2 separate regions of the Mus musculus genome follow, and region 2 is linked to region 1. Evidence: chromatin loops called from intact Hi-C (ENCODE). Cell type or tissue: heart. All regions are shown on one strand. Region 1 overlaps Klf8 (Kruppel-like factor 8). Region 2 holds the start of Nbdy (negative regulator of P-body association).

Region 1 (2,500 bases):
TCAATTTATATTGTGTGTTGGGTAGGTGCTTGTGCCACAGGTATTTGTATGGAGGTCAGAGGACAAACTGCAGGAGTTGGTTCTCTCTTTCCACCATATGGATTTTCAAGTGCCAGGCTTGGTAGCAAGCACCTTTACCAACTGAACCTTCTCAGCCTATCTTTCTTTGTTTCTTCTTTCTTATTTTTCTTACCTTATTGCCATGCATAAAATTTCAGTATTGTATTTAAAAAGAGTGTGGCTTGTATACATTTTGTTTTAGTTATTTATTTTTTACAAGAAGCTCTTTTAGTCTCTCCTCATTCAGAATTATGCTGATTATACGCTTACTGTGTCCTTTGTCAGGTTGAGATGTGATCCTCCTGTTCCTAATTTCTTCCAGGCTTATATCTGAGTCCTGTTCCACATTTATCAAGATTATCCTGGGATATTTATCTTTGATCCTATTTATGTACTGTGTTACATTATTCATTTGTGTACATTGACCCATCCTGACACACCAAGAATGAAAACAAGTTAACCATGGCTTATTATTTTTATATGCTGTTTAATTCAGTTTGAAATACTTTGTTGGGGATTTTTGTGTCTATGTTCATCAAAGCTGTTGGCCTGTAGCTTGTTTGTTTGCTTTTTTTTTTTTTTCTGATGTGTCCTCATCGGGTTTTGGTGTATATCTAGATAACACTGACCTCAGTTTGAACACAAGCTTCTTTAACCACAGTAAGATGGAACACAGGGTCCCCCAATGGAGGAGCTAGAGAAAGCACCCAAGGAGCTGAAGGGGTCTGCAACCCTATAGGCGGGACAACAATATGAACTAACCAGTACCCCCAGAGCTCGTGTCTCTAGCTGCTTATGTAGCAGAAGATGGCCTAGTCGGCCATCACTGGAAAGAGAGGCCCCTTGGTCTTACAAACTTTATATGCCCCAGTACAGGGGAATGCCAGGGCCAAAAAGTGGGAGTGGGTGGGTAGGGGAGCAGGGTGGAGGGAGGGTATAGGGAAATTTCGGGATAGCATTTGAAATGTATATAAAGAAAATATCTAATAAAAAAAATTCCACCAGAGAACTCTTAAACCTGGGGGGAAAGAAAAAAGAAAAAAAGAAAAAGAAATAGACTTCTTCAGGGTGCAGTGAGCTCAGAGTGCCACATGATGGCAGCAGTTTAACAAGCCAATTATTCATTTGGGTGTAGTGAAAATAGGAATTCCTAGGAGAAATCCTTGAACAATTATAATAAATTCTACACATAGTGAAACTGTTGTGAAGTGTGGAGATGGGCTACTACCATATCGAATAAAAGTAAAACAAAATTATATTCCCTATATTCTCCTTTTTAAGTGTCAATACTCATGTGTAACTGTCTAGACTTTTCCCTTTTGTTTGGTGAGAGAGATAGACAAGGTAGTCCTACCTAGTCTAGAACTCATTATGTAGACCAAGCTGGCTTTGAACTCAGAGATCACTCTGTTTCTTCCTTATGGGTCTGGGATTAAAGGTGTGTACCACTACACTTAGGTTATCTTTAGTCTTAAAATATCCAGGTGTGTGTCAGTCTTCTTACAGGCTAATGTAAAAATTTCTGAATATTGAAATGATCAGTAACTAACATTTTTAATCAACCAAATAGTTTCCTGGTACTACTCCAAACCTGTGAAGTCAGCCTGGACCCCATTCTGTTGTCCAATTATCTAACAGGTATACAGTTAATTAGTGAACACTTGAGAGGGTTAGTAGGTGTTAGCAGTAAGTTAAAAGAAACTAAGAAAATCTGATTGGCACGAGACATTAAAACTGCAAAGCTGTAAATGCCTTGGAAGTTTTATAATGGGGAAAGGAGGGGTAGAAGAACAAAGACTGATAGACATTTTTCTCCATTTATTTATTTATTTATTTATTCATTCATTCATTCATTTTACATCCCTATTGCTGCCCCCTAGTTCCCCCTCATAGAGTCCTTCCCCCACCCCTCCCCTTCTCCTCTGAGAGGGTGGGGCCCCCTAGGTATCCCTCCCCACCCTGACACATCAAGTCTCTGCAGGGCTAGGTGCATCCCTCTCCCACTGAGGCCAGATAAGGCAGCCCAGTTGGCAAAGGATTCCAGAGATAGGCAACAGCTTTAGGGATAGCCTCTGCACCAGTTGTTGGGGGACCCACATGAAGACTGAACTGTACATCTGCTACATAACGTGCTAGGGGCCTCAGTCCAGCCCATGTATGCTCTTTGGTTGGTGATTCAGTCTCTGGGAGCCCCCAAGGTTCCAGGTTAGTTGATTCTGTTGGTCTCCTGTGGCATTCCTGTTCCCTTCATTTCCTTCAATTCTTCCCCCAACTCTTCCATAAGAGTCCCCCAGCTCCAGTGTTTGGCTGAGGCTCTCTGCATCTGTTTCAGTCAGCTTCTGGGTGGAGCCTCTCAGAGGATAGTTGTGCTAGGCTTCTGTCTGCAAGCATAACAGAGTATCATTAATAGTGTCAGGGATTGGTGCTTGCCCATGGAATG
Region 2 (2,500 bases), 330 kb after region 1:
TAGGCTACAGCCTTCTGATTTTTTTGCTTACTTTTCCTTTAACTTTGTCACAGCTTTTCTTCCATCTGCCATGACCTACCAGAATTCCATTTGTACTCAGTTCTATTTCTGTCTCTATTTTTTTCTTGGCATAGTACCCACACCCATAACTTCAACTATTACTCCTAGGATGTTGACTGCTATCATGTTTAAGTACAAATGTTCTTCTGGTTCTAAAGCATTCTCTCTAATATTCCTCACTGTTTTTTTCCCTTAGGATTTTCTGGTTCTAGTAGTAGCAGTTGATACCCTGATCTGTAAGGACTTAACTGGGGGCACATATTACATATTGGAGTTAGGAAAGGCAAAAATAGAAGTGATGTTATTAGATTTTAATTTTTTTTTAGTAAAAAAAAAACCCGTAGGGCTGTTGAATCTTACCAAATATCTATTGGTACCTTATTTATGTAAGAGACTGTGCTGGGTGCTTGGGGGGAAGGCAGCCATCTTAAAGGTGTGAGATAGCTATGGCAGTAACTGGTTTGAACGGATTATCCTTAATGTGGTATCATTTTGCACATAAATTATCATAGGTGGAAACCCAAATTCCAATAATTCAATTAATAAAATACAACAGAGCTTGGAGGCGGTTCGGAGTTTGTGTGACATTATAGATTGAGATTTCTCCATTATAAACCAATGAGGGTGGTAGTGGAAAAGTGGGGTTTCATTTATGCACAGGCAAGTGGCAGAGACATTAAGGTTATGGAGCGATGCCTGTCAAAGAAATTCAGAAGCTTTTTCTCTGTTTTGTGAACCTTCTGGTAACTGTTTCTGGTTCCTTACCATATAACATAGAATATAACATACCACAATAGTAAGATGAGTCATTGTTTTCCATAACCCTAAAAAAGAAATAAAATCTTGCCGATTAAACATGGAGTGTCACCCGTTGTCTGTTTTCAAAGAGATCTTGGCTGTTGGAATGAGAAAAAAAAATACAGTGAATTTTCAAAGATGACAAAATTTTAAAATTATAAAGTAAACAGAGGTCTTGGTTTATGATGAATTTATTGTGCGTCCATTTTCCACAACCGGTTTTCAATTTTAACACTGTAATCAATAAGTCAACGTGTTTGTACACAGCTTCCTAGATGGTTGTACCCCTTTCATGGCTCTGTGATGTGCTGTGCGTAAGGGACTGCAGTGTAAAACGCTTGATTTCTTTGGTTACAGCACTCCCGCGACCATGCCACACACTCATTGATTAACACCTGCCCCGTTGGCAAGTTACAGCAAATTAGTATTTTTTTAAATTAAATTGTACAAAACTCTCCATACAACTAATTAAACTGTGAGAGAGATGTGCTGTGGAAAAGCACTTTATTAAATGCGCTCCTTTTTTTTTTTTTTTCTCTTTGCATTCCATTCTCGTAGAAAGGTTAAAGTGGGCTGGGGAACGGAGCGCTGAGGAGGCGGAGAAGGGATATACGTCTCAGGATACAGGAAATACGGTAACAGCGAAACCAGGAGGAAGCCAGCCCCGTGCCTGGAGGGGATCCGCCATCTCAGATCTCGGCCTTGCCAGGGCCCACCAGAGAAAACTAACGCTCTGGTCCTGTCATACCTATGGGGGACCAACCTTGTGCCTCCGGGAGATCCACGCTCCCACCAGGAAATACGCGGGAACCCAAGCCTCCAAAAAAGCGCTGTGTCCTGGCTCCGCGGTGGGATTATCCCGAAGGGACTCCCAGTGGAGGTAGTAGCACTCTCCCCTCGGCGCCTCCTCCTGCATCTGCTGGACTCAAGTCGCACCCTCCTCCTCCGGAGAAGTAGTGAAATAGATTTTTTTCCCAGCCGAAATCAGGTCAGATTCTTTCGTTCTCATCTGGGACATCCAGGCTCTCTGAAACTTAATTATGCCTTTCCCCAGCTCTTCCCTGTTTTCCTGTTCTTTCCACAAATTCAAAGAGAAAAGAAACAAGTACAGGCATTGAAAAGTCTTTCTTTTTTTAAAAAAAAAGTATGCTTGGATGAAATAGGTATTTGATTGCGGTGAGTAATTAAGATATTTTACATGAGTTAATTGTAATTTTAAAAACTGCAGTGTTTTGATTTTCATGACAGGCCAAGGTATAGTGAGATACTAACACAATGTTCCCTGGCTAATAAATTAAAACTGGGTGGGGATTTACTATACTCTTCTGTTTTTGTGTATATATTGAAATTTTTTCCATTTAAAAATGCTTAGCCCAAGACCAAGTGTAAGGATGTACTAAAGGCCTAATGCCTGTGCCCAGAGGAGATTGTAAAGTGAGCTTTGAGAACTGGGTTTTTTTTTTTTCTGTGTAAGATGGTATTTAGTAAGTGAAAACAAGTTATAATATGATGGTCAAACCCAAGTACCATAAAAATGTGCTTGTTCAAGGTATTCAGGAATCATGGAGGATGGAGATGGCTCTTGATGGAGCCTGTTAGTCTTCAAGAGCCATCAAAGAGGAGGGGGGAATTTGTGGGTGGG

The links. A loop is a pair of places that touch in the nucleus more often than their neighbours do. Peaks named below come from ENCODE experiments on the same cell type or tissue, not always from the same donor. Only the 100,000 strongest peaks of a DNase experiment are listed, where the experiment ranks them.
Region 2: a loop joins it to region 1, with 8 times the contacts of the local background. A loop is called at or near these places in 11 of 42 quality-filtered maps.

The regions. Positions count from the first base shown.
Region 1 is chrX:153,388,311-153,390,810 of GRCm38, forward strand. The region is part of intron 7 of Klf8 (Kruppel-like factor 8); the gene reads left to right. Among named protein-coding and RNA genes, the nearest start is that of Klf8, 30 kb to the left of the region's middle. In heart, a CTCF peak has its summit at 1,151 (motif pointing right); no DNase peak of the experiment used is centred here.
Region 2 is chrX:153,722,092-153,724,591 of GRCm38, forward strand. It overlaps Nbdy (negative regulator of P-body association), which reads left to right and starts at 1,463. Exons shown (of 4, transcript NM_027327.1): 1 at 1,463-1,846. In heart, no CTCF peak of the experiment used is centred here; a DNase peak (open chromatin) is centred at 1,530; H3K4me3 peaks cover 1,921 bases; H3K27ac peaks cover 1,063 bases.